3 separate regions of the Homo sapiens genome follow, and all the other regions are linked to region 3. Evidence: chromatin loops called from intact Hi-C (ENCODE). Cell type or tissue: chondrocyte. All regions are shown on one strand.

The links. A loop is a pair of places that touch in the nucleus more often than their neighbours do. Peaks named below come from ENCODE experiments on the same cell type or tissue, not always from the same donor. Only the 100,000 strongest peaks of a DNase experiment are listed, where the experiment ranks them.
Region 1: it touches region 3 in a loop (4-fold over the local background); 61 of 110 quality-filtered maps call a loop at or near these places.
Region 2: a loop joins it to region 3, with 9 times the contacts of the local background. A loop is called at or near these places in 16 of 110 quality-filtered maps.

What each region holds. Positions count from the first base shown.
Region 1 is chr17:11,140,453-11,148,452 of GRCh38, reverse strand. No RefSeq gene overlaps it. Among named protein-coding and RNA genes, the nearest start is that of SHISA6, 97 kb to the left of the region's middle. In chondrocyte, CTCF peaks have their summits at 3,442 and 3,641 (motif pointing right); no DNase peak of the experiment used is centred here.
Region 2 is chr17:11,294,058-11,302,057 of GRCh38, reverse strand. The region is part of intron 2 of SHISA6 (shisa family member 6); the gene reads right to left. Among named protein-coding and RNA genes, the nearest start is that of SHISA6, 57 kb to the right of the region's middle. RefSeq lists a silencer at 4,994-5,162. In chondrocyte, CTCF peaks have their summits at 4,636 and 4,847 (motif pointing right); no DNase peak of the experiment used is centred here.
Region 3 is chr17:10,871,599-10,879,598 of GRCh38, reverse strand. It overlaps LOC124903926 (a long non-coding RNA gene), which reads right to left and starts at 4,411. Exons shown (of 2, transcript XR_007065619.1): 1 at 1,295-4,411. In chondrocyte, CTCF peaks have their summits at 71, 281 (motif pointing left), 3,210 and 3,443 (motif pointing left); no DNase peak of the experiment used is centred here.

The DNA.
Region 1 (8,000 bases), 270 kb before region 3:
ACATCAGGTGATCCACCCGCCTCGGCCTCCCAAAGTGCTGGGATTACAGGTGTGAGCCACCACGCCTGGCCTGTAGTTTAAAAAATTAATTTAAAAAAGAGTGTCAGCTCACTAAAACGAAAACACGAAATCATTTTTTTTTCAATTTCTGCTGCGACTTGTGTTTCATTCAACGTTTCCCCCACGTGATAGTGGATTCTCCTCCCGATAGCACAGTTGAATTCCATTGTTCTTTGATCACTTTTAGTTATTAGATCCGTCTTACATCCTTTCTCTTAGATTCAGTGTTGTTTATTTTGATGGTTAATTTTATAATCATTTTAAGGTCCTCCTCACCAATCCCTGCCTATAGGGGTTACACTTGTGGCTCGTGGCTTGAATATAGAGGTGGCACATACCGCATCGATGTCATAGCCCAAAGGAAGGAGAGGAGTGCCACGGGGCCCTTATTGGCTGACCCGTAGCAAAGTCACCACTTCTTTCTGTTGGCTTTTGTCTGTTTTCCGACAGCCAGTAGCCATCGATTCTAACTGTGTATCAAGTCTCCAAGACACATAGCTGTCAGATTCCAAGAATACTGGTTATTTCAGAGAGGGTGTTGGCTGGTGTTTCTGAGAGCCCTGGGGGACCCACTGCCTGCACATTCCTTTGGATTTGTTTCTCAATTTCAATATATCCCCCTCCTCCCAAAACTCACTACAGGCCTATCCCATCTTGCTTCTTTGTCCCCCATACCATGCCTGCAGCCTTATAGGCTGAAATAGCTTCAAGATATCTGGAGCTATCTACCTTTATGTCTTAGAAAACTTACACATCTTTGCCACATGAAAATGTGAGGAGTTCTGGCTCCCCCACGGAAGTCTCCCCCCATTGCAGCCGTATCTTCTCTCTTCTACCTTTATTGACATGCCCTACTGGTAATTAGGTTTGCCAGTCCATTCGTTTGTCACCTTTCTGACAAGATGATCTTCTCATCCCAGAATTAGTGGAGGGAGAAAAGATTTAGGCACTTCCCACTGTGTGGTGGTTTGTCTTGGTGGCGCCTTCCCTCAGCCTTGGAGAGAAGAGAGAGCTACTTTTTGTAAACATGACATTTCTTCAAAATGCCACCTCCTCTCTCTCTCAGCCATCTTTTTATATTAGAGTGGTGCGTGGGGAGTAGGTGGGCAGTGCTAGATTTTCTGAATGGCATCATTTTACACACCCTGAAGGAAGAGGACTGACTGCATAGCTAGTGACCCCCTCAACTGAAAATGTAGGGTACGTTGCAAATTTTCTTTTTCGTAGTGGACCGGAGTAACTGTTATGGACTGAATGTTTGCATCCTTCCAAGTTCATCTGCTGAAGACTTAACCCCCAATGTTGTGGTGTGAGGAGGTGGAGCCTTTGGGAGGTAATTAGGTTTAGAAGAGGTCATGAGGATGGAGTTCCCATAGTGGGATTATAAATAGGACACTCCTACAGTGTCCTTATAAGGAGGGGAGGAGAGACCTCGCTGTCTCCATGTCCATGCCCAAAGAAAAGGTCTAGTGAGCACACAATGAGCTGAAGGCTACCTGCAAGCCAGGAAATGGGCTTTTGCCAAGAAACACATCTGCCACCAACACCTTGATCTTGGACTTCCCAGCCTCCAGAACTGCGAGATATAAATCTCTGGTGTTTAAGCCACCCAGTCTGTGGCATTTTGTTATAGTAGCCTGAGATGACTAAGACACTAACCACTTCCAATATTTGGTAACTAGCAACATTTTATTACTATTGTGGCCACCTTCCAAGAGGGATAGACCTCCCTCCCAAACTGGTTTAGATGTTGCAACCGATGATGCCACATGTTCATCAAGAGACTGTGAAAACTTTTATTACTTATATAATTGAGTTCTCTGGGAGATCAGGGCAGGCCTCCCAAGCAGGTCCAAACTAACCTGAGAGATTGAAGAAAGGAGATTGATCTGAGTTTTAATGGTGGTTGGGGAGTAGAGCCAAGGTGAAAGTTCCTGTGCTGGGGCAGGGGGTTATAGGGTTTGAATTTCCTGCTAGAGCTAAGGAGGAAGGGCCCAGGCTTTATTATCTCTCTTTCCAGATGTGGGGCACAAGGAGTAGAGGAAGGAAGGAGATATAAAAGCCGTCAACAATTAAACACAAGAAAATGGATCCAGATTCTTTGTTACAATTACGTAGATATCAGAGAGAACAAAGATGACGCCATTCTTCAAAGTGATTACTGTGGAAAGCTGGAAGTCTTGCAAGAAGCAAAAACCAAAACGAGATCAAATGTGCAAGGTCTTTTAAGAAAAATGCCTGCAGGAAGGAAATACCTGTGGGGTAGGATCAGAGGGAGGCAAGCTGGGAGAAACATCAGACCATGAGGCAAGTTTGACCTTGAGTGAAGGATGGAGAAAGAGAAGGTTTGATGGAAACATCCTAGATTTCTGTGTAGTCTACAAATGGTTCAGCAAAGTCTTGGGATGTCTTTGAGCCAAAGCTGGTCATCAAGAGGTGTCCCTGCTAGGGATGAGTCTTCCTTCAGTCCCTGCTACGTTCTTTTCTGAGCTGGGAGCAGCCCGGGGAGGCCTGGCCTCTGTGTGAACAGGTAAATGGATTTCACACTTCAGTGGCTGGGCCCCTGGTCAATTATCTTCATATAGTTGTAAGACCGTGTCACATTCTCGTGGGTACCATCTACATTCCGAATCCAAATGATTTTTTTTATTGCTAAAAATATGTTGGAGTTCCTTTTCAGAGAAGCTTGTTCACAGACTAGCACAGAAGCAATAAATGGGAAAAATAGTTTGATGGTTTATTTAAATGACTTTTTACTCTTGACCAAAAACAGCATATCCGGCCTAACTACCTATCTCAGTACTTACCAGAATAGGCTCTGTGTGGCCTTGGCTATTTCAAATAAAAATGAATCTGCACTGAAATGATAAAAGTTACCATGATTAATGGTATTTTGAGGAATATGTCACAGGATCTGAAGGCAATTCCTGTAATTCCAGATAAATTCTAAACAATGGTAACATCATAGAAATAAGTGTGCAGCTTTCCAAAGTGATTTTATTCTCACTAGCTATAGGACTTCAGGAATAGCATAAAAAATAAAAGTAACTCTACACTTTAATTTCCTCTTTGCGTGTGCACAAACATATGGGTACATGTGAAGTTTATTCACTATGAAGCTGATGAAGGAGACCCTTTCATGGCTCTGTATCTAATTTTGCATTTGTATTTTTATATTTCTTTTATCAAAGGGAGCTTCCCAAATTTCATAACCTTTAAGGCTCACAAAACCTTTAACCACCACAAGTATTTGTAGTTACGTGTGCATATCCCAGGATGTCTTTAGTGTGTGTGTGTTTCTGTGGCTTTCCCTCTCCCATCCTCAAGCTTAGGTACATATGGTTCTCCATATGGGTTAATGCTTTCCATCACTCACGTTTCTAAATGTCTTCAGATTGTTGAATAAAAATACATTAGAAAGTATATTTTGAGAAAAACACTGTTTAGACAAATCTCTGAACCAAAGAGAAGCATGGAGGAAGGACAGCTTCTTTCCCTCCCAGAGACTCAAGTTTGAAGTTTCTACTGTAGCTAAGTTTTGGGAAAAGGATCTCTTTCTTCAAACCACTAGAGGGCATTGCTGTGCAGACAATTGCCGGATTTGGGCAGGGTGCTGAACTCCAGGGAGTAACAAGGAAGGTGACTCACATTCCTACAGCCTCCAAGTCCCTTTTCCTTTTCAAAACACATCTTTCTCTAATCAGAATGCTGCTTCTTGGCTCTGAGTCTTCCTAGTATCACTTCCTTACCTCTCACTCTCTAATAAGGCCACCCACACCTGTCCTCCAGATTCTTTGCCGATGTGACTATCATCTCTGTGAACGAAGGTTAAAGGACTCTCATTGACTTTGGGATGGTGGACCAGGGTGACATATAAGACATGGAATGAATGCTGAACTCACTCAGGAGACCTGGATTTGGGCCCAAGACCTTTCTTCGGCTATGCAAAGTTAGAAAATCACTTTACCTGTCTGAACCTAGCTGTGCTCACCTGCAAAATGGGACACAGAGTCCTCTAAAGTTCTGTGTCGATAAGAAGAGAACTGGATCTCACTAAACATCCTCATATGAAGGCAAAAGCCTAGTTCTTCCCTGTCATTCACTAAGTAAGAATACAAGTGAGTGGTTAAAAACTTTCATTTTAAAATTCTAAAAGCAAATCCTTCAGTGCTGTTCATAAACTGGTGAATAGAATTCCAAATTAAAGACTTCTTTGGGCTTCCAGTCCAGCAGGTAAGGAGCTTGGAAGTTGTCTCTTCCATCCACACAACAAGAGAAAAAGCTGAATAAACTTAAAGTGAACAGCTCTTCTTAAAGCAATCAGAAAACCCAGCATAGGGCAAGCAGCTGCCCCCCAAATGGAAGGATGAACAGTCAGATACAGAGAATCAATTAGTGGAGCAAAGCCCAGGAGCAGAAAACTCTGTGGGAACCAGTACCAGATCCCTTTTACCCAGTACATCATGTTTAGCTTGCAACAAAACATGACAAGGCATAAAAGACAACCCCCCACTGCCAGTTTGAAGAGAGAGAGCAGATCTCAGAAGCAGACTCAAACATGGCGGAGATCTTGGAATTAGACTGGGAATTTAAAACAACTATGGTTAATATGCTAAGGGCTCTAATGGGAACGTGAGCAACATGCAAGAACAGATGGGTAATATGGGCAGAGAGATAGGCATTCTAACAAAGATCTAAAAAGAAATGCTAGAAATCAAAAACACCATAATAGAAATGAAGAATTCTTTTGATGAATTCAACTGAGGAAAGAATCAGTTAGCTTGAAGAGCTATCAACTGAAATTTGAAAACTGAAATGCAAAGAGAAAAAAGAATGGAAAAGAACAGAAAACCCAAGGACTTCAAGACGATTATAAAATGTGTAACATATATGGAATGGAAATACCAAATTAAGGACTTCCACCTTCATCTACCCATGTGCTATTCAGCCACCATCACCCACATCAGCCACACCACTCTTGATAGGGTCAAAGCCCTGGGATAAACTAAGAAACCATGATTTTGCCTGTAATTCCTAACATTGCCAAATCTTATTACACTATCTATGTATTAAAAATGAAAGACTTCACAAGGGACCAAAGAGAATTTGAAGAAGGGGAAAGAAGGTTTATCCAATCTCTTTGCAATCTCATAGTCCTCATTAAATTGTGTCTGAAGCCACTTCTACCTTCTCAGGGCTTCTGCCTGAATCCCGTACTCCTCAAAAGACAGCTCGCTCAAACCACTGGGCTGTGACAAGGAGTTCTTAGAGATGATGTTTCTTCATCATATTAACTGGAATGTCTTATTCCATTTTTAATGGGGCTTTTTTTTGTATTGAGCTACGGAGAGATTGGGCCAGTTTGGAGCAACACATGGAGAGATAGCCTCCTTCTGTCCCTCTAAGAAAATAGGCTTGAGGTCTCCTGACTGTACTCATTTCTTCCATTCTAAACCTTTCTCTTCATTGGAATCACCTTTATTGTAGATGTCCTAAATATCATGAAAAGGCCTGCTGCATTCCATTCTCATTCCTACCCTCCTCACTGTTCCATTTGCACCCTGCTTAAGGTTCTTCAGTAGCACCCCTCTTGAAAGTGACTTTCAAAGCCCTCTGTGACCTGCTGGAATGATCTGCTACCATTACTTTTATGGCAAAAATTGCAATTACGTTTCCACCAACCTAATACCACCTGCCAAGTTTCTGCAACACTAAGCTATTTGTAATTACCTAAAACCCAAGACATTCTCTTGCTTTCTTGTCTTTATACATTCTGTTCCCTATGCCTAGAAAAGATCTCTCTCCATTTTTTGGACTAAGTAATCAACATTATGTTTTAAGATTCAGCTCAACAGTCACCTCCACCAGGAAATCTTCCCTGAAAAGCCAGTCCAGGTTTTTGAAAATCCATAACTTTCCTAGGACTTCCTCCTTCATATGGGTATACCTTTGCTTTATCACTTGCCCTAGACTATAATGACTTCCTGGTAGCTCAGATGCCTGGAGGACAAGGATTATGTACATTTCTCTAAACCTATTTTCTAGTACAATACATGGAACAAGGTGTCTTATATGAATCAAAGAATAAACGAGTTGACAAAGTAAAATCTCAAAAATAAATTGTGAAAAAAATAAATGTGGGTCATGAAGCAAGAAAACCAAAGATAGAAGAAAAAAAAAAACAGGAAATAAAAAAGACAAGAAAATTCTATGTGCTGTTTTACACATAAAAACTGGATTAACGTTCCAGTCCTGATTCTGACAATTAAGGAAATGCAGCTTAAGAAATCCTTTTCAAAATGAATTTTTTAAAGAAAACTTACAGATAAAAGCAGTAGAATGGCAACAGAGTATGTCTTTCAAAATACTAAATCTGGGTGTGGTGGCTCACACCTGTAATCTCAGCACTTTGGGAGGCTGAAGCAGGTGGATCACCTGAGGTCAGGAGTTTGAGACCAGCCTGGCCAACATGGTGAAACCCCATCTCTACTAAAAATACAAAAATTAGCCAGGTGTGGTGGAAGATGTCTGTAATCCCAGCTACTCAGGAGGCTGAGGCAGGGGAATTGCTTGAACCTGGGAGGCAGAGGTTGCAGTGAGCAGAGATCGCACCACTACACTCCAGCCTGGGCAACAGAGTGAGACTCCGTCTTAAAAAACAAACAAACAATAAAAAACTTACAGATAAAAGCAGTAGAAGTGCAACTATGCACTGAATGTTTATTTAGTGCATAGCAGTCTTTGTCCCCCAAACTCATATGTTGAAGCTCTAACTTCCCAGTGTGATTGTATGTGGAGGTGGGGCCTTTAGGAGGTAATTAGGTTTAGATGAAGTCATGGGTGTATGACCCCTATGATGGTATTAATACCCTTATAAGAAGAGCAAGAGATCAGCATCCTCTCTCTGTCATGTGAGGCTACAGCAAGAAGGTGGCCACCTGCAAACCAGAAAGAGCGCCCACACAAGACATTAAATCCATTGGCACCATGATCTTGGACTTCCCAGCCTCCAGAACTGTGAAAAAATTAATGCCTGTTGTTTTAGCCACTCAGTGTATGATATTTTGTTATAGTAGCCTGAGAAGACTGAGACAAAGACACAACAAATATATCAGTTCCCTGCACCTCACCCTCTTTAATACCCTAGAAGCAACTTTGTTCAAATCTTTTAGCTGTTTCTTACACGTAGCTCCATGTTAAAATTGATGAACATAAGCTGATATCTCTTGATCAGTAGCTCTGGCTTCTTACAATGCCAGCAAATAATTGAGGTTTTGTTTATGTTTTTATTTTATATCCAGTTTATACTGATGTCATTCTTCTGATGTAGTTATATCACAATTTGGGGTTATGTCCACATCCAGTATTGTATTAGTTGCGAATGAGCTTGGTTGCAAATAACAGAAAACACTCTGAATAGTAGCTTTCAGGCAGTCAAGCGCTGATGTAGTTGCTTTGTGTTGTCATCAGAGACACAAGATCTTTTTGTTTTTCTATTTCTCATTTTTGCCGTGTGTGTGTGTGTGTGTGTGTGTGTGTATACGTGTGTGTGTTTTCTTATGATCATAAGGTAGCTGCTGCACCTCTGGCATTATATCCATGTTGCAGGAAGGAAAAAAGAAGAGGTACAAGAAGGAGAAAGGAAAATGAAAACTTCCCCAGGAACCCTTAGCACATGTCTCAGCAGGCACCGAGTCACATGGCTATCTCACACTGCAAGATAATCTAGCATTGCACAGATTTTCAGATAGACACATTGCTGCCTGAACAAAATTGATATTTTGATAGGAAAAAAGGGGTGTAGGAATTGGCAAAGTAGCTAACAGAATCAGTCACCAACGTTTTTATTACCATTACTATGTGAATAGTGCTAACTGCTTAACCAGTTATATATTATGAATATTTATGTTCTTGTACATATTTGCCCGGAATCAATGCTT
Region 2 (8,000 bases), 420 kb before region 3:
TGAATAAGTCTCACAAGATCTGGTGGGTTTATCAGGGGTTTCCGTTTTTGCTTTTTCCTCATTTTCTCTTGCCGCCGCCATGTAAGAAGTGCCTTTTGCCTCCCACCATGATTCTGAGGCCTTCCCAGCCATGTGGAACTGTAAGTCCAACTGAACCTCTTTCTCTTCCCAGTCTCTGGTATGTCTTTATCAGCAGTATGAAAACGGACGAATACAAGGCTCCTAAAGCCAAAACCATGCAAAGGGAGAGGACCCCTACAGCTGGCAGTTTCCCCTTATGAGAAATCTCTCCTTGAAGGAGTCACACCTGCATTCCCATCCTTTCTACCGGCATGACATTGACTTGGGGATCCACAAGGACACACCTAGATTGCAGGAACGTTCATAGGAAATGCAGTAAGAGTGGGAAGTTTTCTGGAAGCTGCCTCTGGCTGGAGGAGGCAGGAAGGAGGGGAACGGCAAGGAGGTTGACTGAAGGACGCCTGGAAGAGAAAGACTCATTCATGCACGGTGTGACCAGAGTGGGGAAAGCCTTTATCACAGTTCTCTGGTCAGCACCTTTGCAAAGGAGTGAATTTAGGAAGATACTGACCCAAAGTGCTGCAATCATTTGGACTAGAGCTCATTAGGCCCTAGCAAAGCCCGGAGCCCCCAAAGAAGTGGAAAATTAGAAAGACAAATAAAGGTCAATGTACCATCCCCTTATTGCAATGGAATTATTTACCCACCTGGGGAATTTGATGCCTGGAGAATGTGTAATTAATGGTCCTGGGGGCTGCAACGCACCCAGGAGATAAACAGTGCAACTTCAACTTGAGGGTCCAATGCTCCCCACCCCAGTACCCACCACTACATCATAGGCTGTTAGGGAGGAAGAAAACTAGTGAGGGTTCCAGCTGCATTAAAGGGGTCTGCTACCGGGCTCAGCACAGGCAGAGAGGCTCTGACAGCTAGACGTGGAAGGCCCACAGTGAAGCTGAGCACGGGACTCCACGCAGCTGTACTGGAGAAGTTCTTTTGCTTCAGGCCTTGCAAAAAAACTCTTTAAACGTGTTTCCCTTGACTGGTATTAAAGGCTGTTTGTTTTCTCTTCTGTGTGAACATGTTGTGATTTTCTCTCCCCCCACCCCATACAGGGCTGAACAATTACAGTATGTTCTTGAAGCACAAGCAGATGGGGCGGGAGGGTGGGGCTGTGTTCCCCCATGTGCTCCACCTCCCTTCCCTACCACCCAAACTGAAATTATCAACTAGCATTTCACAAAGAGCCAGGTTCCTGGCCAGTATGCCGGGGAATTGAAATAAGAAGCCTGTTTTTCCTAGAGCCATCTCTTATGAAGGGGTAATATTTAAACCCACAGTCACTGAATTACAAAAAAAAAAAAAAAGAAAAAGAAAAAAAAGTCCTAAACTGGCAAAAAGGGAATTCTCTCCCAAGAAGGGCACACAGGCTTGCCACAACTCACTCTCTAAAAGCTCACTGGTGCCACGGGTGTCTTGGATGTGACACCCAGATGAAAACTTAGAGATCAAAACTGAAAATGGCCCACAGGCTTCATCGTGCCTGACAGTTCGGGTCAACTGACAGGGCTGCCTGGAAAACAGTGTTGAGAAGGATTCTAAGATGCACTCGGATTCTGAAGGAAAGAGGGCTGCAGTCAGTTGCCAGTGCTCCATGGACACGAAGAGAAGGGCAGTGGCTTGCATGCCCCATGTTTGCCCATCCTAAGTCAGTACGGCACAGTGGTGCCCAGGGCCCAGGTCTACACTGGTTGGGAACTCATGCTTCGGGTATTGTGGTAAACAGAAAAATGCCTCCCAAAGATATCCACATCCCAGTCCTTAAACCTGTGAAGGTGTTGCCTTTCTTTTTTTCTTTTTTCTTGTTTTTCTTTTTTTTTTTTTTTTGTTTTAAGATGGAGTCTTGCTCTGTCGCACAAGCTGGAGTGCAGTGGCGTGATCTCAGCTCACTGCAACCTCCACCTCCCAGGTTCAAGCGATTCTCCTGCCTCAGCCTCCCAAGTAGCTGGGACTACAGGCACATGCCACCACGCCCAGCTAATATTTTGTATTTTTAGTAGAGATAGGGTTTCACTGTGTTAGCCAGGATGGTCTTGATCTCCTTACCTCGTGATCTGCCCACCTCAGCCTCCCAAAGTGCTGAGATTACAGACGTGAGCCACCGCACCTGACCTGAAGGTGTTGCTTTTCATGGCAAAAGGAACCTTGCAAGTGGGATCAAGTTAAGGTTCTTGAGATGAGGAGACCACCCTGGATTGTGTGGGTAGGCCCACACGGGATCCTTATAAGTGGACACAGGTTGGTCAGAGTCAGAGAGAGAAGGTGATGGGATGGGGAAAACAGAGATTGGAGTGATGCACTTTGAAGATGCAGGAAAGGACCGTAAGCCAATGAATGCATATGGCCTCTAGAAGCTGGAACAGGCAAGGAAATCGATTCTCCCCTAGAGCCTCCAGAAGGAACCAGCCCTAACATATCTTGACTTCAGCCCAGTGAAAGCTATTTTGGACTTCTGGCCCAGAAATGTAAAAGAATAAATGTGTGTTGTTTTAATCACAGGGAATAAATTTGTGTTGTTTAAATCTGCGGTAATTTGTTTTAGCAGTTAATAGGAAATGAATACAGCATGTTACTTATTCTCTGTGTCTCAGTTCCTGCATTGAAAAAAAAAACACCAGAAATAGTAATATCTACCTCTGATGGAGCTTTCAGGACAATTAAATGTAATATAATGTATGTAAATCACTTAGAATAGCATCTGGCACCCAGTAATTCTCAATAAATATTAGCTATGATTATTCCGATCCAACTGCTTTATTTTATGGGGGAGAACATTAAAATCCAGACAGAGAATAGAATGTACTAGAGGTCACAATGACACAATGAAGAAATGTGGTCCATCCTAATGCTTTATTACTGAAGAGTAGCTCTTTTATTTGTGAAAGGGACATGGGAGCTACAGAAGATTCAACCATTCTTGGTCATGGAAGGAAAGGGGATGTATTTTCGCCATGACTTTTAGTGGCAAAAACTGCAGTTACTTTTGCATCAACCTAATAGACTAGACCCAAAGCACATTCAGCAGCTGACTCTGATTTTCTACCATCCCTGAACAAATCTACCTCTAACATCAGTCCACCCTCAGAGAGCCACCTTGAGTAGCTGCAAAAGCTAGGCTCCTCACTCTCCCTTTAACCCAGCGATGAGGTCTGCCTCCTTGAGCTAGCTGCTGACAGTGAACTTGGAACATGGTTTGGCCACTGGGAGTCATTTGTTAGTGTTCTTGGTTCTCACTGTGCCTTCCCTCAGCCATCCACTCCAGACTCCTATGTTGGGTCTTACGTTACCAGAATCTGTACTGCTTTCAGAATCATCATGGCAAACACCCCACTGCAACACTGCCTAGCACATTCCCCAGCTGCCATGGCACTGACCCCACTGCTTTCTCACTGGCCATCACACCCTCCTTGTCATCACCTGTTGCCTGCTGGCCCAGCCTGAGTTCAGTAGTCTATCATGATAATATCTGCATGTCCAACAGGCTCCAGGCTCTAGCTGTGTTTCTCTTTGGTATACTCACCTGGAACACCCTAAACTACCATCTTCTCCTCACTTGCACTCAGCAGCTGAACCTTCCCAGAACTGTATGAGTGAGCTTATTGGTTTCACATTAAACTCACGAGCACAAATCTCCACTGGGCACTCAGTCTGGCCAGGCAGCCTCTCTTATTGTGTGTCCCACTCTTGAAGTGGTTGATCTCATATTTCTGGTTCCAGGCTAGAGGCAGTAGGCACAGAAGTAAAGTACATAGATGCTGGAATGAAGACGCTCAGGTTCAAGTCCAAGCTCTACCACTTACTAGCTGTGGGATCTTTATCAAGGAACTAACTTTCTTGGCTTCAGCTTCCTCATCTGTTCTTCAAAATATTACATAAATTAATTCATAGATGTAAAGGTTTTAGAGCAGAGATTGGCATAACATAAGCACACCATAACTAGAAACAATTATGATGATCTTTTCAACTCTTTGGCTTTCCATCCTCAACCTCTAATAACCTCACCTCAAGTATCATTCAGAAAACAGAAGGCATCAGATGGGAACTTTCTCGTCCTCCAACCACCAGATAAACAAACCCTCCAGCTCCGCCATCCATTTTCTCTTTCCTCCTGCTAACACCAAGGAATTAATTGCTCCTTCTTTCGCTGAAGGGCAATATCTCCCCACTTCATTTAGGGATTCCATTCCTATTTGACCATGACAGAAACCACAAGATACTGCTACACTTGGATGGGACAGGGTCCTAGCAGCTTCCCCTCCCTTCTTCTACGGTAAGAAAAACTGATTTCCAGCTAAGCACACAGATACTAAGAACAAAGGCTGTATTGCCCAGTCTCCTTTGTAGCTCAGCATGACCATGTGGCCAGATTCTGGTTAATATGACTTGAAAGAAAGGGATGTGAGTAACCTCTGGGGCACAGCCTCAGAAGGACAGCTTGCTCCTTTGTTGCCCTCGCTTCCATCCTGATGCTTGGAGTGTGGATGCAGGGTTATATTGTCCTGGACCCCCTAGACAAGGACCCTAGAGATGGAGGAACAAGCTGTATGAAGGGGCCAACTTCGTGAACAACCTCGTGTAGTAGAATGATCATTCCAGTTCTAGAACAATTATCTTGGGCTATTCATTGCAGAGGAAATAACCTTTCTTATTTAACCACTGCTACTCGAGGTCTCCCTTACATACAGCCAAACCTATATACTAATTAATACACTCAACTTCTCTTGGATTTCACTCCTCTGCATGCCCTCTCTCCATCTCCAAACTCTTACTCTCCACTAGATGGAGCTCTATGGCAAACACGCATGATCTGGTGTCTTCCATCTATAAGAGGTACGTTCTTGATTCCATATGCCCCCAGCACCATTTCTTTACTCCTTTTCCAAGCAAAACTTCCCAAAATGTCATCAGCACAGTTCTACTTCTCCTCATCCACCTCTTTGCTTCATCCAAATTGGCCTCTCGAGTCCCTGAAGCCCCAGTGGGACTGCTCTTTCTGAGGTTGCGGTTGACTTCCATGTTACAAGCCCAGTGGTATCCTCCGTTCTCTAATCATTTAGCCCCTCCATGGCTTTACACATGGTAAGTTATTTCCCCTTTCTTGATGCACTCTCTTCTCTAGCTTCTGGGACACCACAACCTCCTGGATTTCCTTCTACTCCCTTTCTGATCAGCTCCTACCTGGGGCTCTTCCCACGCTCCTGCTATGCAAATGACCTCAAGTTTTCGAGTCCCTCAGTACTTAGTCCTAGGGCCCCTTCTCCCCTAGCTCAATATTCTGTTCCTAGGAGACATCCCCCCATCACTTCCAATACTCCCTAGAGGAAGATACTCACATTTATATTTCAGCCCAGGCTGCTCCTGGGCTCTATAGGTAAGCAATGTCTCCTACGTAACATGTCCAAAACACAAGTCTTCATTTCCAGCATCCAGCACTGGCTACTGAGGACTCTTTTCTATTCCATTAAATGGCACCACTATAGTCAAACACCTGGGATCCATCTCAGTTACTCCCTTTCTAATCCATACAATCCCCACACCCAATCCATACACAAATCAAGCCCCACTGGTTTTGCCTTGAAATCTATTTGGTAGCCTTCCCATTCTCTGCACGCTCCTTTCCACCACCTACTCTAAGCCCCTATCTTCTTTCTTCCTTGGACTACTCTTATAATCTTAACTAGTCTCCTTTAAGTCACTCCTGTGCCCCTCAGCCCATTCTCCAAACAGCAGCCAGAAAGATCTTTCAAACATGTAAAGATGACCATGTCATTCCCAAGTGTCCACTCCATCAGGGCTTCCTATTGTCCCTTCCTGCAGCATGTATAATTCTGCATGCCCTGGCCTCCTCTCTAGAACCTTCCCTCACACCCCCTTCTTCCACTACGCAGGAGTCACACTGGTCTTCTGACAGTTCCTAGAGCAAACCAAGCTCTCTGGCTTATCAGCGCCCTTGCACTTGCTATTCCCATTGCCTGGAATGTTCTCCCCTGACTTTTTTTTTTTTTTTTTTTTTGAGATGGAGTCTCGCTCCATCACCCAGGCTGGAGTGCAGTGGCGTGATCTCAGCTCACTTGCAACCTCCACCTCCCGGGTTCAAGCGATTCTCCTGCCTCAGCCTCCTGAGTAGCTGGGACCACAGGCGCCCGCCACCACGCCCAGCTAATTTTTTGTATTTTTAGTAGAGACGGGGTTTCACTGTGTTAGCCAGGATGGTCTTAATCTCCTGACCTCATGACCTGCCTGCCTCAGCCTCCCAAAGTGCTGGGATTACAGGCATGAGCCACCGCACCCGGCCCCATGACTTCCTTTTAATCTTTTAGGTCTCAGCTCAAACGTCACCTCCTCAAAATGGCTTGCTAGGACTGTCCCTGTCATCCTTTATCATTTACAAAATCCTTTATGACTCATTTATTGCATCCACTTCTTTACTTCCAACATCACCTTCCCATCATTTATTGTGTCACCTTTATTTCCTTTATAGAGCTTACAATAATTTGTATTAATTTGGATTAAATACTGGAATGTGGGCATGTTTGTTATTTACTGTCTGTCTCCCCCACTGACTGTAAGTTGCCAAGAGCAGGGAATTCAGAGTCTTATTCACAGCTGTATCCTCAGAATCCATCATGGGCCTGAGACTTAGTAGGTGCTCAATAAACATTAGTAGAATGAATGAATACTCATTAGTTTGGATGGTACAATTGTGACTATGGTACTCCAAGAGAAGACTGATATGGTAGTCCCCTATTATCTGCCGTTTTGCTTTCTGCGGTTTCAATTACTTGCAGTCTGAAAATATTAAATAGAAATTTCCAGAAGTAAACAACTCATAAGTTTTAATTTGCTCACCTATTCTGAGTAGCTTGATGAAATCTCCCACCCACCCGGGACGTGAATCATCTCTTTGTCCAGTATTTTCACACTGTACCGGATACCTGCCTATTAGTCACTTTAGTAGCTGTCTTGGTTATCAGATCGACTGCCGCGCTATCCTAGTGTGCGGGCTTGAAAAAGCTTTATTTTGCTTCTTAATGGTTCCAAAGCACAGAGTAGCGATACTGGCAAGTCAGATATGCCAAAGAGAAGCTGTAAAGTGCTTCCTTAAAGTGAAAACACAAAAGTTCTCAACTTAATACAGAAAGAAAAAAGACTTATAGGCTGAGGTTGCTAATGTCTATTGTAAGAACCAATCTTTTAGTGGTGAAATTATGAAGAAGCAAAGAGAGATTTGTGCAGGGTATATATAAGGTTTGGTACCATCCTTGGTTTCAGGCATTCAGTCTTGGGGGTCTTGGAACGTACATAGCCCCTCAGATAGGGAGGAATACTGTATTTGACTTTCTTAGTTTCATCTGTTATCAACAGTAGAAAAATAAAGCTATGAAAAAAATATATATTGTCTCATTTGGGAACAAACTTTGCAAGACTGGCAGTGGGATTCTGTCTGTTAAATCAGCAAAAAGGAGCAGCCTCGCACGCGGGGAGCAACCTGCTCATGCCACTGTCTTCTTGGGTCCACAGCTGCTACCTTCTCCCTGCCCCTTATCCTGCCAAAGGCCTGGGGTGGACAGGACCCAACCCTCACACTGCTCAGAGCCTTAGGGACATGTCTAGAGCCTCTGGTTTAACTTAAAAACAAAAACAAGGCTGAAGTGAGAGCCAGTTGGTTACTAGGCTGGAGAAATGTATGGAAGAGTGAAGACTGTATGGGAGCCTTTGGGTATCTCTGAAGGTTTTGTTGGAGTCATTCGAGCTGATATCCCCTCAGTATTGAGGATATTAACAATAACACCAGCCGGGCATGGTGGCTCATGCCTGTAATCCCAGCACTCTGGGAGGCCGAGGTGAGTGGATCACGAGGTCAAGAGATCAAGACCATCCTGGTCAACATGGTGAAACTCTGTCTGTACTAAAAATAC
Region 3 (8,000 bases):
GGAAGATTGCACATTTTAATCAAAGCACCAGAGGAGCAAGTCTAGATGACTTTACAAAATGTATTTGAGGCGAATTTTGCACAGCAATGTCTGGATATCAGGTAATTAAGTGAAAGGGGAAATAACTTCCCAAGGGGTGTAAACAAACACACCAAGTCAGTCTCATTTCAGTGTTATGCTGAGTGGGGAAAATGGATTTCGGAGTGGACCGTGGACTGCAACAGGGCTGCTTCCTCCAATGTCAAAACAGGCTTTGTGAGGCTGGGAGCTGCGGGGCCATGGTGCCTCCTACAGGTTGAGGGGAAAAAACAACCCTCAGAGAAAGTCTTGTCGAATTTCTTCAGTTAGAGGAGGAAGAGGAAGCCTGAAGCCTGGAAGGGCAAAGTGACTTCCTCAAGGTCGCATGGCTGTTTAGGGGAGGAGCAAAGACCAGACTGGTTTTCTGACCCTCAGTCCTGTGTTGCTTCCAGTCCACCAGGCCAATGCTACCCAAATGTCAGCTACTGGGAACAACAAAAGAAATAATAATAACAACCCAGTGACATCTAAAATAATGAGAGCTAACATGTATAAGTGTGTGTGCCAGGTGCTATGTCTTGTATGATGTCTCCATTTCTCATTAGATAGCTCCCCAAGACCCCAGGAAGAAGATACTATTATCCTCAGTCTAGAGGTGAGAAAACAGAAGCAGAACATTTAAGAAACCAGCCCAACATTACAAGTAGAAAGTGTCGTAGAGCAAGTGCCAGGCACAGATGCCCTGATATCCCATGGTTCCACAGTCTCTGAGCTTCCAGACCCTTCCCCAAGTCCCTAAGACTTCAGAAGCACAAGCCTAGAAACCTCCATCTCCAGGGTCCTGCTACTAAATCTGTTACTACATTTACCAAGTGATATCTCTTTGGGACCACACCAATCCTGATGAGTAACTCAGTCTTTTTCTCAGTTCCATGATAGCAAAACCAAAACAAAGCTGGAGGAAACAAAATGCAAGATGCATTTGCAAGTGTGGTTACTTAGGAGTCATGAGGGAGGGTCCCAGAGAACACCTTCCAGCCATCTCCTGAAAACAACCTTTTAGACATTTTCTTCCAAATTCCAGGGGTTTCTTTCCGGCTTTCTCATAGGCATTTCTTGCTCTTTCTCCTGCTTGGGTCTGGGCTATGGTTCAGCTTTCCAGTTCTTATCTTTCCCCTTATTCCACTTCTTCTATCTCCTTTGTCTCTTTCCTGCATTGTGAGGAAAAAATAAACAATTCATTTCACTGGACACCCATGCCTTCAGGGTCTCTCACCTTCTGCCCTGAGCAGCTTATCAAGATATTTTCTTGGACAGAGGCAATCTCCTTGTTGGACCGGGATTCTGGAACTAGCTGCTAAGAAAATGCATTATTCACTTTGTGACACCAACAAATATGAGGTCTCCACTTCTATTTTTTTATGCCCACATATATGTTTACTTGCACAGCATATGGTTTCTGCAGGATAATTCACATTTGGGACCCCAGAAGTTGAGCATCTTTGTTTATTATGTTTCCCCTGAACTTGTTCTTTCTTGAATTTCACCCTCAAGGCATCATAATGATGCAAACACATACTGGCTGAGGCGGAAGGATGTCCACCTGCCTCCTGACTCCAACCCCTGAAAAACAGCTCTCTCAGAGAGCACACATAGTAGAAGCTCCTTGAGAATAGAGTCCTTGGTTGGCTAAATTCTGTATCCCCAGAACCTAATACTATACATGGCCTGCATACAAAAGGCACTCATTCATTCTACATACATTTATTGAGCGCCTGTTATGATCAAGGCCCTATATTTTAGGTTTTGAAGATATACAAATAAAGAAAATATAGTCCCTAAACTCAAAGTTGGGTCTATATCAGAGGTTCTTGAACTTTTGCAGATATGGGTCCCAGTAAGAAATTGGTAAAAGCCTTAGATCATCTTTCCAGAAAATATACAGTATTTTGGCATACAATCCATGGTAGATAGCAGCAATGGCCCTAATTCTTCTCTCTTTTCTGAATGATGCCCTTGGCCACGCAGCATGGCCAACCTTCCCTCTGTGAGTAGGGGGGCCTTCCCCACCACTTGAATTTGAGCTCATCCATGTAACTTGCTTTGGTCAAAGGGATGTTAGTGGGAATGGCCAATGCAGAAGCTGATGAAACAGACTTGCATTTTGGGGCCTGATCTTTTGCATTTCCACAACCATTATGAGAAGGACCTCCTGGGTTAGCCTTCTAGTCCAGAAGGGAGATGGGAAGCATGTGGAACACGGCTCAGTTGCCGCAGCAAGGGCCAATCTCCATCAGCCAGCAGTCAGGTAATCCCAGAGGTGTAAACAAGCCCATCCAAGAGTGGCAGGACCCCTGCCTGGCTGAATTTCAGCTGACTCTAGACACATAACAAATATTCACTTACTATGGGCCACTGAGGTTTTGTGGTTGCTCTTATTCTGTATTATTGTGGCAGTAAGTAAATAATACAAAATTTTAAGGGCATATCATGGATAGCCTAAAGGTCCAAATACCCCAAGTTGAGAACCCCTGATCTTTTAGGGGACACAGAGAAGGATTCGTGAATTACAGCATAGTAGAAAGAATAACAATGGGGTAAAAGCAAGCACCTAACAAGCTCTTGTTTTGCACAGGAGGTGATGTCCAATCTAAAATCTGAAGAATAGGCAGGAATAGATCAACTTAAGACAGAGAAGAAACTGTTCCAGAAGTGGAAATTAGCAAGCGCAAAAACAATAAAATCAGAGAAAGCGTGGTCGATTAGTTATTTTGATGGGACTGCAAGCATTTTAGTTGCTCTTCAAACAGGTAGCTCTTCAAAAATTGAGAAAGGAGTCCTAAATACTTCCAATATCTAAAGATGCTGACATATTTTTAAAACGAAGGTATGCTAAAAAAAGAGCACAAAAATAATGGTACAACTTAAATATACCATTATTCGTAAGAACGAATAAACTGTTTTAACATCGGGAGGGATATAATGATCGTATGCATGGCCTTATTTGAATGCAACATTAAATGCCTAATCATGTTCTTCATAAATGTGAGAACTGGGACTGGTGGCCTTCCTGTCCCCACACCCCAATCCAGTCTAAAATAGAGGGTGTGAAGACAGAGGGGGTGTTAGTGAGAGCTGAGACTCAATAATGTCTTGTTCAACTGAGTTGAAATGAAGTGAATAATTTTCAGATTTCAACAAGAAGAAAATGCACCCTGGCTTAGTAAGAGTCCTCTCCATTCATCTGCTCATGGGCAGCATAAACTGGAAAGCCCTCAACTTCAACTACAGAGTTTGGTGCACAGACCCCCATCTTGGCCATCTTGATTCCCAAGAGGCCCCCAGCCACTCCACCGGCCCCGCGCAATTGGTCCAAGTTGCCCACTAGCCCACGGCGAGGTGATGATGGTGTCACACCACCACCTAGTGGCCACTCCTGTGAAATCGTATTCTCCTTAACCTCTGGGATTTATAAGCTCGCCCAGGTGAGTCTTCTGCTTGGGAAAGGACTACCAGTGACTGGGAGGACCTAGAGTACCTCTCTCTCAATATACTAAGGGTGATATAAAGTGTTTTGCCCAAATCCCAGCATGTAACACTGAGAGCTTAGTAACCGGAATTAACATTACCATTGTTATTGCCATGATACTGTAGAAATTCCTGAGTCTCTTTGAAATTAATTGGGCTGCCGGAAAATGAGATTTTTCAAAGATAATTAAGAATCCATTTCTACTTTAATTTCATTCAATAAACAGGTACTAAATGTTTAATATATGCCAGCACTGTGCTGTGTAACTGGGACAGCGTGAAGAAGATATAAAAATGGCTAAGATGCAGTCCCTGCTCTAAGACATTTCCAGTCCAGAAGGAGAAGTAGGCACGTAAACAGCCAGCTCTCAAGTGCTAAATAGAGACACAGCCAGAGTGCTGGCTATGACAGCGCGGAAGCAGCAGTGATTCATTTAGACGCCTGTGGTTTCCCTTAATTCTCAAAATAAAATCCTGGTCCTTACTATGGTCTTGCAGGGTCTGGCGGGGCTGCCTCTCTACGCTGCTTCTGGGCCTCTCTCCAGCACCTTGGAGAGCTCCTGGCCTCAAAGAAGGAAAGGAAATTTCATGAGATTGCAGAATAGGCAAAAGGCCGCGAGGGTGGGGGGTTGGGGGTTGCAGATGCTGTTTCTGGAGTCAAGGTTCTAGCTCTATGACCTTGGACAAGACACTTAATCTCTCTGTGTCTTATTAGCCTCATGGAGGAAAGGACGATGTTAATAACAGCACCTACCTCCTGGGGTCATTGTGAGGATTCAAAGACTTTATATTACAATGTAAGGCACTTAGTCTCTGAGGCATGGTAAATCTTCCTCTTTTTTTTTTAAGACATGGTCTTTTTCTGTCTTCTGTCACCCAGGCTGAAATGCATGGCACGATCACGGCTCACTGCAGCCTCAACTTCTTGGCCTCAAGCAAGTAGCCTCCCAAGTAGCTGGGTCTACAGGTGCTCACCACCACGCCCTGCTAAATTTTTTGTATTTTGTAGAGACAGGTTTTCCCCATGTTGCTCCGTCTAGTCTCTAACTCCTGAGCTCAAGCAATCAGACTGCCTTGGCTTCCCAAAGTGCTGGGATTACAGGCGTGAGCCACTGCACCTGGCCTAGATCCTCCATATTTTTATTACCAGCTGTACTCTGCAAAAACCTCCTGGGCTCTCCATGAGATGCAGATCCAACTTCGTAGACATTCAAGCTTTTGTGTTGTTGTTGTTAAAGCTTGGTCTATCCTGTTTAAAGCTTTGCTTTCATATGTGATTCAGCACTTCCCACGCATCCACTGAGTGCATTTGGAATTGGAGGTGCAGAAGAAGGTGCCTGGCAAGCTCCCTTTTTTCTTTTCTTCTTGATTTGTCCCCTTCATCATCCTGTGTGACTCTAAACCCTTTAGAGGCCTACCACTGGCCTGTGGCCCAGCAGCAAGGACACGAGGAGGGGAGATTCTGCTCCCATTGCTCACGTGACAATGTTCTGACTCATTTCTGTGCTGGTGACTTCTATGAGGGAGGATCCTGACGGAGGTGGTGTATTTGGCTAATATGGAAAGCTGTTCAGCCTTGCACTGCTCACCCTTGACTCTTTTCTTTTCTTTTCTTTTCTTTTTTTTTTTTTTTTTTTTGAGACAGAGTCTCACTCTGTTGCCCAGGCTGGAGTGCAGTGGCGCAATCTCAGCTCACTGCAACCTCCCAGGTTCAAGTGATTCTCCTGCCTCAGTCTCCTGAATACCTGAGATTACAGGTGTGAACCACCACACCCGGCTAATTTTTGTATTTTTAGCAGAGACGGGGTTTCACCATGTTGGTCAGGCTGGTCTCGAACTCTTGACCTCATGATCTACCCACCTCGGCCTCCCAAAGTGCTGGGATTACAGGCATGAGCCGCCGCGCCCAGCCCTTTGACTCCTTTCTAAAGAAGATCTCTGGAGGCGAACCATGTGGCCCTTTGTCCACCAGTTTATGTTCACCCTCTTCTCCAGGCCACCATCCTGTTGTCCAGTCTGCTAGACTGGGGGATCCACGTGGGCAGGACCTGTCCATCACCACTGTAGAGTCAGTTCTGGGTACAGTGCCTGGCGTATGTGTGTCTTCAACAAGTGCTCGTGGTGTTTGCAATATTTTCCCTTCCCAGCATCAGGAAATAGATGGGATGAATATTTATGATCACTATCTGATGTCCTTAGACAAAGGGAGGAGAGGGACCAAAAGGTCCACTCTGCATCTTTGGGGGCCTTGTGGGGGTGTAGGTATACAATAACTGCAAGTCCCTATTAGGGCCTCAGCACTCAGAGAGGCTGCTGGCCTGCTCTTATGATAAATATGCCTCTAAAAATATATTGGGAAAAATTCATCTCTTTGTATCCCAGTGAACCAAAGGGAAGTGAAACAGGTCATTAAAATGAGACTTTTTGTCATCTCAGAGTTTCAGCTGTGACCCCAAAGCTAAAAACAATGAGTGCCAAGTAGACACCCACTGTAATGCTGAACCACATGTGTAGGCTTGGCGAAGGGCATTGCCAAAAGCTACTGCTGCTTTCAATAGATGTGCACCTGTCTCCAGGCTATGGAGGAAAAAGCCGAGACTCACAGGAGGTTAAAGAGATGCAAAGGATTAGATCTTTGAAGAGAGATATTGGTGTTTTATATGGGTTGCTCTCCACACATGTGTGAGAGCAAGCTTCGGGTCCAACACCTCAGGTCAGAGAAAGGACAGGACTTAAGGAGAACTATCGAGGCTCCCTGAAGCCTGGGTGGCAGCCAGGCTCATTCCTAAAGAGTCTACAGGTAATAGGCAACAGCTGAATACAGAGGCTGCCAAAGATGCAAGCTGCACTTACACTGAGCGTGGGGGAAGGAGCCTGTGATGGGTGGTCCAGGAAAGAACCAGCCATGGCCCTTCTAGAAAAAGACCCTGTCTGACATATACACGATGGAATACTATGCGGCCATAAAAAGGAATGAGACCATGTCCTTTGCAGGGACATGGATGAGGCTGGAAGCCATCATTCTCAGCAAACTAACACAGGAACAGAAAACCAAACACCACATGTTCTCACTCATAAGTGGGGGTTGAACAATGAGAACACATGGACACAGGGAGGGGAACAACACACACCAGGGCCTGTTGGGGGGTGAGGGGCAAGGGGAGGGAACGTAGAGGATGGGTCAATAGAGGCAGCAAACCACCGTGGCACACGTATACCTATGTAACAAGCCTGCATGTCCTGCACATATGTCCTGGAACTTAAAGTAAAATAAAAAATAAAAATAAAGAAAGAAAAAGACCCTGTCTGAATATGCCCAACAGTAAAAATGTTTAAATAGTTTTATTGAGACATAATAGATTTACAAAGAACTGCACGTACTTAAAGGATGCAATTTGATACATGCACAAAACTGTCTCCATAATCAAGATAAGGAACTCATCCATCACACCCAGAAACGTCCTTCTACTCCTTTAGCATCCATCCCTCCCACCCTTCCCTTTGCCTCATTAAAAAGCAATCACCGCTCTGCTCTCTGTCACTGTAAATCAGTGCGTATTTTTGAGCATTTTATAGAAATGGAATCAGACAGTATGCATGCTTTTTTTTGTCCGCCTTCTTTCACTCAGCGTGATTATTTTTAGATGCAACCATGTTGTCGTATCAATAGTTCACTCCTTTTTATCGCTGAGTGGTACTCCAGTGTGGGAATGTACAACGATTTGCTTCTTCATTCATCTGCTGATGGGCATTTGGGACGTAGGTGGCGGGAATTTGACTAATTATCTTCTGCTCTCTTATTTTTAGAAATATTCTGTTGTCACGTGTGTTGCTTTTATAATCAGGTTACCACTTAAGTGTTTTTTTTTTTTTTAATGAAGAGGAAGAAAAGAAGCTTGCCCATGTGGGCTTCCTGCCAGCAGTGAGGCAATCTCAGCAGGAGCTGTGGGCGTGCCATTGGGTGCACAGCTGTCAAGAGAAAAAAGTCAAAGGCAGCCAACGTGTGGTGGCTTCCTCAGCTTTAGGGGCTGCAGTCAGAGGGCTCATGGAGGAATTCACAAAGTGCCACACAGAGAGAGAGAGACATATGCTTACTGCCACATACAGGTTACAGGCAGGTGCAGGAAGCCTCTTCTGTCCTTCCTCTCCTCTCTCCTCCCCACCTACGACCCCAACACAGGAGGGTCCTAAAATGTCTGCTGGGGTGTTAGGGTAGGTAAGATGGAAATGGGTGGAGAAGCAATCACAACTATTTCCCCCACTATGACTTCCAAACCTGAAATCGGCCAAGTGGTGGAAGGAGAGTCTGGAGTTTGTATATTAGATTGGACTAGATTTTCTCTTACCTAGAAGTAGCCAAGTAACATTATTATATCAAATTTGTCGTTATTGTCTAAGAGTGACCACAAAAGCGACTGCATTCACCCAAAATGTTTTCCAGGGACAGAGATCAG